2 separate regions of the Homo sapiens genome follow, and region 2 is linked to region 1. Evidence: chromatin loops called from intact Hi-C (ENCODE). Cell type or tissue: MCF 10A. All regions are shown on one strand. Links, peaks and the distances in the headings refer to the core of each region. The heading gives the core; the rest is flanking DNA.

Region 1 (5,373 bases), core at 210-5,209:
CACGTCTCTGGGCCTCAGTTTCATCTCAGCCTCTGAAATGGGAATAATAGCACACAGATGTGCTTGGAGGATTAAATAAAACCATACACAGGTGATGTTTTGAACACACCTATCACATGGTGAGTGCTCAGCGTGTGCTGAGATAGCATAGATTGTAAAACTGGACTTTGAGGCTACTTTTGCCATGCTCAGAAAATAAAAAAAAATAAAAAAAAATTAAAAAAAAAAACCTCATCAATCCGAGTAAATGAAGCAAACTTAGATCTGGATGGGAGGGTAGAGTTTTCTTCACAGTAGTAGTGAGGTAGGTGAGTTGCCAAGAATTACCAAGAAGAATTTCACAAATCACACACAATCCATTTACTTCTGGGAGTTATCAGGATGTGGGAGAGTCTGAAACGGAACTTACTGGACCAGAAATAGCATTTGATGAGCGTTTCATTCATCCGGCCAGCACACACTGAATGCCTTCCATGTGCACGAAGCAATGTGCAGATGAGGAAAGGGCTCAAGCTTTGGGGGCCATGGCGACAGAAGCCCCGTCCCAGCCAACTCTGCAGCCTACAGCTTGGTGACCTCGACCAAGGGCCCCACCTCTCTGAGCCTCGGTTTCCTCTTCAATAAATTTTGTGATGACAAAATAAAGCCTCCCGAGGAGGCTGCTGTAGGCAGTCGATGAGATAATGCAGCAGTAGACCAACAAATGTTGGTTCCCTCACCTTCTGGCAACGGCCCACAGCAGTCAGGCCACTCCATTCAGCTTCACTGTCTTGTTCCAAGAATCTAGTGGGTGCAGGAACTGGAGGCACATTAGTGCCTGGGAGTATCAAACCAGGTTGGCAGGTGAGGATCGTAGGTTCCATTTGTGTGGTTGAGGACAAGGGGCAAAGCCAGGTGAAGCCCAAGTGTTTCTGTCTCTAATTATTTTTATTTTTATTTTAGAGAAAATCTCACTGCCACCCAGGCTGGAGTGCAGTGGTGCGATCTCTGCTCACTGCAACCTCCATCTCCCAGGTTCAAGCGATTCTCATGCCTCAGCCTCCCAAGTAGCTGGGACTACAGGCGTGTGCCACCAGGCTCAGCTAATTGTTTTGTATTTTTGGTAGAGACGGGGTTTCACCATGTTGCCCAGGCTGGTCTGGAACTCCTGACCTCAAGCAATCCACCCGCCTCAGCCTCCCAAAGTGCTGGGATTACAGGCGTGAGCCACCGCGCCTGGCCATGTTTCTGTCTCTAAACCCAAGCTGTTAACACTGGACAAATGGCCTCCCTGATTCCTAGGAGAGGAAGGGAGGAAAAAAAGCAGAGTGGGGAGGAAGCCAGAGACCCCTGAATGCAGCTTCATTCATCAAAGGTGACCGCAGAAAGGCAGGGGAAGGTCCCAGGGGGCCTCGGATGGACATGGTCAGGGGAAGGTCCCAGGGGGCCTCGGATGGACATGGTCAGGTGGCTGGGAACTTCCACAGCGTTCCCCTCCACGCCTTAGAAACATCACCTCTGTGAGTGATTCCAAGCTCTTTGCACCCTCCTCCTTGGTGCCAGCCCCCTCCTTCATTCTGGCAGTTCTCCCTAACATCTACCTGCAATATTTCCTGCTGCATGACCAGCAGACCCCAGTGGCAACCCTAGCGAATGGCCCTCAGCCCTGTTCCATCCTGTCTGCAGAGCTCCTAGCAAGCAGCTCCTGGCTCCAGGCAGTAATCCTACTGACAATTAATTGGCTTTTGTTGGAGGAGAATGAATACCATCTCATCTTAATCTTCTTCATTATTCTCCTTGTTCAGCAGAGTCAACACAAGATTAGGTTTAATTTACGGTGGTGGGAAATAGCAAAGTCATTATGCACCAGGAACTCAGGATTGGATCTGTCTGGGTGTTCTGTGTTCACTGCAGGCCTGGCACCATCAAGCAAGGCCCAGGGCTCTGCCGAGGTGGAGATGGACTTGGGGGGGTTCTAGACTCCCAGACCTACTTGGAGCTAGATCCCAGGATACCACCAGCCCTCCCTAGTTGGGAGGGGCCCAGCTCTGGAGGGGAGTCCAGCCATCCAAAGCCCTTGCTATGTGGCCTGGGGTGAGACCCAGGGGCCTCCCAGGCCTTGGAGACCTAGCCTCCTAAATGTTTCTCATACAGCCTCTGGGGTCAGAGCAGCACCAAATCCCAGCCCCTGAAGAGCCAGGCTCAGCCCCAAACAATGGGAAGAGACCAGGACTTGGATTCAAATTCGACTTTTCCTCCGCAGAGAAATGGGCAGGACAGACACAGCTTGGGGACAGCCTTGACAATGCTGACACCTAGTGGTACTTGGAGGAACTGGCCCTTCCCTCCCTCTATGTGCACAATTGAATATACCATGTCCACAACTGAATACACCGCGTACACAAAAATCCAGATTTTTAAGGTAAAGAAACCAGAGGCCAGGTGCAGTGGCTCACGCCTGTAATCCCAACACTCTGGGAGGCCGAAGTGGGCGGACCACAAGGTCAAGAGTTCGAGACCAGCCTGACCAACACGGTGAAACCCCGTCTCCACTAAAAATACAAAAATTAGCTGGGCGTGGTGGCGCACGCCTGTAGTCCCAGCTACTTGGGAGGCTAAGGCAGGAGAATCATTTGAACCCGGGAGGTAGAGATGCAGTGAGCAGAGGTCGCGCCACTGCACTCCAGCCTGGCAACAGAGCGAGACTCCGTCTCAAAAAAAGAAAAAGAAATCAGAAAGGGGAAGAGGGACTTTTCCATTACCAAATTGTTAAACATATGTTTCCACTGAGAAATCTAAGAGGAAATTCATTTTACCTTCCCTGACCACTTAGCCAAAATAGCCCCCAAACACCTAGCATCCCTCCTACTGCCTGGGGTAATGGTACGCACAGACACTCTGGAGCCCAGTGTCCTCGTCATCTCCAACTCTTTCTGCTCTTCCTCACCTGGGAGCCCCCAGCTTCTGTCCTTGCTCTGTCCCCCAGCATGTGGCCCCTTCTGATTCTGTACCCCAGCAAAGTCATTAAAACTTAAGCTGGTGAGGCAGGAGAATCACTTGAACCTGGGAGGCGGAGGTTTCAGTGAACTGAGATTGCGCCATTGCACTCCAGCCTGGACGACAGAGCGAGACTCCATCTCAAAAAAAAAAAAAAAAAAAAACAGCAACACAACCCACAACTCCCCTCTTTCCCTCCTGCGGACTGAAAATGTTTGCTTGGCTCTGTGAAAATAATGTTAATTAAAAGTCTATATACACATATAAAATGTCAATTTAAAGAAAAAAAGACTTAAGCTGGAAAGCCAGCTTCAACTCCTTATTCATTGCATGACCCTGGCAAGCTACCCTGCATCTCTGAGTCTTAGCTCTTTTATCTAAGGGGGCCACTGCACAGATTAAATGAGCCTGTGCACTGAGCTCATGAACTGGCGCTCTAGGTCCTCAGCAAATGCCTGTCATCGCCATCATTGCTGCCATCAGCATCATCACCATCATCATCATCCTGATCATCCTGCTACTCTTGGGAAATTTGGTTTCATCAAACAAGATTGTCAGCAGCTGATGTCTAAACCCCCATCCCTAGCTCCTGCTGAACAGAGCAAAGGTTTTTCCTTAATGGAAACGATATCATATCTGCTTCCTAGAGCATTTATATCTTATAGGGCAGAGCACATAGTAGGTCCTCAGGAAACTCTCTGGGTCACCTTCCTACATCTCCAAGCTCACGTCAGATCACCTCCTCACTTGCTCACTGCTCCAGCCATGCTGGCTGCCTTTCTGACCTGTGAATAAGTTCATTCCCATGTCGGAGCCTTTGGCTGCCTCTGCAGTGCTCTTTCCCCAGAGCCGTATGGCTGGTTTCTCGTCATCATGTGATTCAAGTGTCACTTCCAGCCAGGCGCCGTGGCTCATGCCTGCAATCCCAACACTTTGGGAGGCCAAGGCAGGTGGATCACTTGAGGCCAGGAGTTCAAGACCAGCCTGGCCAACATGGTGAGACCCTGTCTCTATTAAAAAAAAAAAAAAATTAGCTGGGCATGGTGGTGCACGCCTGTAATCCCAGCTACTCGGGAGGCCGAGACACAAGAATCGCTTGAATGCGGAAAGTGGAGTTTGCAGTAAGCTGAGATAGCACCATTGCACTCCAGCCTGGGCAACAGAGTGAGACTCCATCTCAAAAAAAAAAAAAAAAAGTCACTTCTTCAGACAGGTCCTCCCTGATCACCCCAACCAAAGTAGCACTCCTGCCCTCACTCTCTACACTACAGAGGCCAAGTGCCTAAGTGGCTGAGTAGAATTCCAGTTCCCGCCTGGCGTGATGGCTCATGCCTGTAATCCTAGCGCTGTGGGAGGCCAAGTCAGGTGGATCACTTGAGGTCAGGAGTTCAAAACCAGTCTGACCAACATGGTAAAACCCCATCTCTATTAAAAATACAAAAAAAAGCTTAGCCAGGTGTGGTGGCGGGCGCCTGTAATCCCAGCTACTCGGGAGGCTGAGGCAGGAGAATTGCTTGAACCCGGGAGGCAGAGGTTGCAGTGAGCTGAGATCACGCCTCTGCACTCCAGCCTGGGAGACAAAGCAAGACTCCGTACCAAAAAAAAAAAAAAAAAAAAAAAAAAGAATTCCAGTTCCATCACTTCTTAGCAGTATGGCCTAAGGCAAGTTGCTTAATCTCTCTGTGCTTCAATTTTATTTTTCTTTTCTTTCTTTTTTTTTTTTTTTTTTTTTTTTTGAGACTGAGTTTGGCTCTTCTTACCCAGGCTAATTTTTGTGTATTTTTAGTAGAGACAGGGTTTCACCATGTTGGTCAGGCTGGTCTCGAACTCTTGACCTCTGGTGATCCACCCACCTTGGCCTCCCAAAGTGCTGGGATTACAGGTGTGAACCACTGCACCTGGCCCAATTTTCTCATCTGTAAAAATGGAAGTAATCACAGTTTCCACTTCGTGAGGTTATTATGACAAATTAATATAGATAAAGCTTTTAGAGTAGTGCCTGGCTTATTGATGAAGGGCTATCTCATGTGGGTAATTATCTTGTTCACTCATTTAGTTGCTTGTGTTATGTTTCTCCATCTAGACTGTATATTCCAAGAGACCAGAGACTTTGTTTTGTCCCTACCTTACATATAGTAGGTGCTCAATAAATATCAAATGATTAGGAAGAACTGGCCAGGCACGGTGGCTCACGTCTATAATCCCAGCACTTTGGGAGGCCGAGGCAGGAGGATTGCTTGAGGTCAGGAGTTTGTGACCTGCCTGACCAACATGGCAAGACCCTATCTCTATAAAAAATAAAAATTAGCCTGGTGTGGTGGCACGTGCCTGCAATCCCAGCTACTCAGGAGGCTGAGGTGGAAGGATCGCTTGAGCCCAGAAAATTGAGGCTGCAGT
Region 2 (5,373 bases), core at 254-5,253, 360 kb before region 1:
GGGTGAGAGGAGGTGGTCCTGGGGAATGGTCTTTAAAGTCTTAAAGGGTGAGTAGAGTTAGCCAGGCCAAGGGAGGGGTGTCTGAAGGCTCTGACGGATTGGAAGAAGTCTGTGTGAAGAGGGGAGGAGAGCTCAAGGTGAGGCAGGAGAGGTAGGGCTGGGCCACAGGTGAGCCAGGTTAAAGATCTGGGACTTTTATCCCCAGGATGAGTGGTTGATAAGGGTTTAAGTGTATGTTGGGGGAGGGGGTGGTCAGATTCCTTTATTTATTTATTTACTAATTTTTTTGAGACAGAGTCTTGCTCTGTCTGCCAGGCTGGAGTGCAGTAGCATGATCTTGGCTTACTGCAACCTCTGCCTCCAAGGCTCAAGCATTTTCCCTGCCTCAGCCTCCCGAGTAGCTGGGATTACAGGCGTGTGCCACACGCTTGGCTAATTTTTGTATTTTTAGTAGAGATGGGGTTTCACCCTGTTGGCCAGGCTGATCTGGAAGTCCTGACCTCAGGTAATCTGCCCGCCTTGGCCTCCCAGAGTGCTGGGATTACAGGTGTGAGCCACTGTGCCCACCCAGCCAGATTCCTATTTTTAAAGGTTCACTCTAACGCCTTTTTAGAGATTAGATTAGGGATGGAGAGGGGGAGGGGTTATGAGAGGGGAAGCTGATAGACCAGTTTGGAGGATGTTGCAGTATCCCAGGCATAAGATGACCATGAGGTAGATTTGGTAAGGGGGATGGAGGGTGGCCCCGGGGATGGAGAGAATGGATAGTTTTGAAGGAAGTGGGTTAGACAGGCTTTGAAGTAGATGAGCAGGACAGAAACAGGAGGTAGGGGTGGTTTAGTTTCAATCTCATAGGAGACAGAGGAGGAAAGCAGCATTATAACTCTCCTGTCCTCGCTGTTTTGCTTATCGCAGGGGTGCAGGTTTAAGGACCCCGAAATTTCACTGAAATTCACTGGCCGTTTTTAAAACCAGAAGATGCCTTGAGATTGTAGGGGAAGGAGGTGGAAAAGTAGAAGGCCAGAGTGGCTATTCTGTGAGGGATTGATCTCACGGGGTCTTGCAGGGGTTGGTGAAGGGTGAAAGATAGCAAAGAACTGGATTCTAAGACCTTTAGATCCTTCCTGGGCTCTCCCATTGAACTAAGAGTATAGTGGGTGCCTAGTGTGCTATGTTGCAGAGCTCTGTTGGGGGACAGTAGGAAGGGAAACTTGGGTATGAACCTGGGAAGAGGGACTTGAGGCCTCACTGGGCATTCTCTCTGCACCTGTGGCATTGGAGAAGAAATCAGAATTTGCTCTGTGGGGTTAAGGGATGAAATGAGTGCCCACCTGCACAGTCTAAGGATTTACCATTTTCAGCCGGAAGTGGCCTGCCTCTTCACTGGTGAACAGTCCCTAAATTTCCAGCCTTGGTCTCACACCAACTCTCTGGATTTTCTGGCCGCAGGAATTGGATTCAAGTACGTGGCTCTGGGAGACCTCATCATCCTCATCACTTTTGGCCCGCTGGCTGTGATGTTCGCCTACGCCATCCAGGTGGGGTCCCTGGCCATCTTCCCACTGGTCTATGCCATCCCCCTCGCCCTCAGCACCGAGGCCATTCTCCATTCCAACAACACCAGGGACATGGAGTCCGACCGGGAGGCTGGTATCGTCACGCTGGCCATCCTCATCGGCCCCACGTTCTCCTACATTCTCTACAACACACTGCTCTTCCTGCCCTACCTGGTCTTCAGCATCCTGGCCACACACTGCACCATCAGCCTGGCACTCCCCCTGCTTACCATTCCCATGGCCTTCTCCCTTGAGAGACAGTTTCGAAGCCAGGCCTTCAACAAACTGCCCCAGAGGACTGCCAAGCTCAACCTCCTGCTGGGACTTTTCTATGTCTTTGGCATCATTCTGGCACCAGCAGGCAGTCTGCCCAAAATTTAAGGGGACAAGTAGCTCCCCCCACGACATGTCTCCCTTTCTTAGAATATATTAAAGTCAGAGTCTCTGAGGAAGGAATGTGATTTGGCAGTCAGGGTACTAAGCATGGGTGGGAACTCCTGCCTTATAAAAATTGTTTTTGTGTTCTTAAAGATAATATGTTGTTTTTCTGTTTTTTGTTTTTTCCATTTTATGGGGAATTTAAAAACCATTCTTGTATCAGAAGGTGAATTAGGCGCATGGTCTTTGTTTTATTAATAATTTCCACTAGAGGGTGTTCTCAGGTCACTTTGCAGTGAAGTGGACTTAGTTCCTCCTTGTTCTGTACAAAATGTCTCCAGACTTTGTAAAGGAGCTGCCCAGTTTGGCCTCCTGTCCCGAAAAGACCCTAATAACTAGGCAGAGTGTTGTCCTGCTTTCTTCGTCTCGTAGGATGTGCTATGATTGGTGCCAGGCCTCACTAACACAGGGGCTACCTGTCTCTTATTCTCAGCACCTGTGTCCTGAGATACGCTGCCTGAGACAGAGAGAGTCCCTCATTAACAGCCTGTGTGGCTGTCAGCTTTTTGCCTAAATTGTGATTCAGATGCTTTTGTTCTCTCTCCTTTCACTTATTGCCACAGTTGAGGAAAAGTGTCAGATTACCCTGCAGCAAGACAAGCCAAGGACTGGGAGGGAAAAAAAAACCACTCTGGAGGCAACTGAGAAAATCACTGCTTTTGGATAGGAATCAGTAGGGTGGCTGTTTTCCCTTTGTTGAATCTACTAGAGTGACAGGAAGGACTCCCAGCCCTTTCAGTAACTATCAGGAGCCCTGAAACGGTAGAGGCACTGCCATCCTTGTGGGATACTCAAAGCCCACAGGGCTTTTCCCTCCCTATTGCATCTTCTGATGCTCCCCACACCTACCCTCCACCTCTCCACCTCTGTGGTGTTCCCATTTGTGTGTTTCCCATCTGTGGAGCCAGACTGAGCAATAGCTTAGCAGCGAGTCAGGGACAGCTGCCACTTTCCACAGAGCCACAGGATGGGCAGAGCAGGGACCCAGGGAATGAATAGCCAGTGGACAAACAGTCTTGAGCTCTGTTCAGCCAGAGTGATGGGCCCTGCCAGTTAAGGGGCTGTGTCTTCATCCTTGAAGACAGATGTGCAATATTGACCCTGCCTCTCCCCAGGGCTTTGTGGAAAGATAGTTGAGGGCTTTAGTGAGATCACACTCAGAGTGGGGCAATTCCAGCATTTATCCTGGCTGCGTTTCATTGCATTGTCTGTGAAGTATAATTTCTGGGCCAGAATTGCTCAGTTGCATTTGATCCAGGACTATAGATTGGAAATGGGTCATCATTGTTTTCTGTTGTGATTATAGCCATTCTAGTAGGCGTTTAAGGTCATGGCCTGCAGAAAATGATGTAAGAACTAGTTCTTAATCTTTCAGATCAAGCTAATGATGATATGGAACCTTGAGTTCGAATTGATTGGTTTACTTGGAAAAAAACATGTTTGAAAATTGCAAAAGTTCCGCCGGGCGCGGTGGCTCATGCCTGTAATCCCAGCACTTTGGGAGGCCGAGACGGGCGGATCACGAGGTCAGGAGATCGAGACCATCTTGGCTAACACGGTGAAACCCCGTTTCTACTAAAAATACAAAAAATTAGCCAGGCGTGTTGGCGGGCGCCTGTAGTCCCAGCTACCTGGGCGGCTGAGGCAGGAGCATGGCGTGAACCCAGGAGGCGGAGCTTGCAGTGAGCTGAGATCATGCCACTGCACTCCAACCTGGGGGACACAGCAAGACTCCGTCTCAAAAAAAAAAAAAGAAAAAGAAAATTGCAAAAGTTCCTCTAAAGTTAAATCAAAGGTGGTTTGTCTAGCAGAGAGCCAGAATCTTCTAATAGTGGGCAGAGCCCAGAGACAAGGGGAAGAAAGATGACCTTCTCCCCAGTCCTTCCCAGCACCATTTTTGTTTCACACCAGGCTTGTGGCATTTTGGTGCTCACAGGGGTTTTGCCTTCTGACCTCTCCTTGGAGTAGGCCATTCTCATGCAGGGCTCACCCTGAGGCAGGAGGACCAAGGGCTCCCTGCGTCCACGGACCACGTATGCCTTGGTGGTCACTCCCATCGGGGCTATCAGTTCTGCACTGTGCCCTGGTGCGGATTTTAATGCATATTTTTATATATAAATGTTCCCAAAGGCCAAATTTGTTGCCAGGTTTTATACGCAGGTCACCATAATTTGTATTATGTTCCCTGAGTCAATGAAGGTTTTCTTTAGACTTCTTAATTAAAAAGAGAAGAAAGAAAATGTTCACCAATGGTCTGGCTTCTGGTTTTTGCTTTCCTCATACTTACTGTCTGATTGTGAACTCTGATTTGTAAATCTCAGGGAGACCAAGGCAGTGACATTGGACATTCAGGCTGTGCAGAGGGGCACCTGGTCTTTGGTGATGAGTTTGGGTAGGGTTTGACCAGATTCGACAGGCCTTTAGAAAAGGCAGCAGGGACTGGGCATGGTGGCTCACGCTTGTAATCACAGTAATTTGTGAGGCCAAGGTGAGAGGATTGCTTGAGCCCAGGAGTTTGAGACCAGCCTAAGTAACGTAGTAAGACCCCATCTCTACAAAAAAAATTTTAAAAAGTTAGCTGGGCGTGGTGGTGCATGCCTGTAGTCTCAGCTACTCAGGAGGCTGAGGTGGAAGGATCGCTTGAACCTAGCAGGTCGAGGCTGCAGTGAGGTATGATCACGCCACTGCACATCCGCCTGGGCGACAGAGCGAGACACTGTCTCAAAAAAAAAAACAAAACAAAAAACGTTGAGGGCTGCATGTAGCTACAGTGGATTTGCCAAGAGCCAGTCAGCAGTCAGGCCAGATTAACCTCGTTTCATTTTTCTTTTTCTTGATAGGGTCACTGTGCTGCTAGATGGAGAACATGAGGTAGATTGAGTACATGTGGGTTTCAGCTAGGCATTGGACAATATATCCTATGAACAAGGCAGAGAGACGTGGGATGGATAACAGTGGAGTTAGATAAATTCCTGAGAGACTGAGCAGGCGGTGGGAGAGAGCTAACTGATCAGCATGTCAGTGGCAGCTGGGAAGGAGCCCTTAGTAGCAGTTGGAGCCCTGTCCTCTGCCCTTTGCTCCGCTGGATTCAACACCTGTTATTAATGACGCGGATGAGGCAGCCAAAATGAAAGGTTTCATGAACCTTGGAGGAAGAGCTTACAAAATGACAATTAGGAGCCTCATAAATCAAAAGGCTGCTTTGATGGGTCAAAAGAAAAATGTAGTGTGAATAAATACAAAGCAATACACTAAGGTCCCAAAATCAACAGCATAAACATCAGAGAGGGGGAGAGCCATGATGTGACAGCCATGGAGATAGGGGGGTATGAGTTTTCTCAGTGACTGGAATCTGACATCACTTGTCTTTATTTATTTA

The links. Hi-C counts contacts between places; a loop is a spot of excess contacts. Peaks named below come from ENCODE experiments on the same cell type or tissue, not always from the same donor. Only the 100,000 strongest peaks of a DNase experiment are listed, where the experiment ranks them.
Region 2: a loop joins it to region 1, with 13 times the contacts of the local background. A loop is called at or near these places in 15 of 110 quality-filtered maps.

What each region holds. Positions count from the first base shown.
Region 1 is chr1:11,640,314-11,645,686 of GRCh38, forward strand. No RefSeq gene overlaps it. Among named protein-coding and RNA genes, the nearest start is that of FBXO2, 11 kb to the right of the region's middle. In MCF 10A, for the core only: a CTCF peak has its summit at 2,297 (motif pointing left); a DNase peak (open chromatin) is centred at 2,288.
Region 2 is chr1:11,284,195-11,289,567 of GRCh38, forward strand. It overlaps UBIAD1 (UbiA prenyltransferase domain containing 1), which reads left to right. Exons shown (of 2, transcript NM_013319.3): 2 at 1,450-4,240. The coding sequence ends at 1,937. Among named protein-coding and RNA genes, the nearest start is that of UBIAD1, 14 kb to the left of the region's middle. RefSeq lists a silencer at 4,965-5,147. In MCF 10A, for the core only: a CTCF peak has its summit at 2,211 (motif pointing right); no DNase peak of the experiment used is centred there.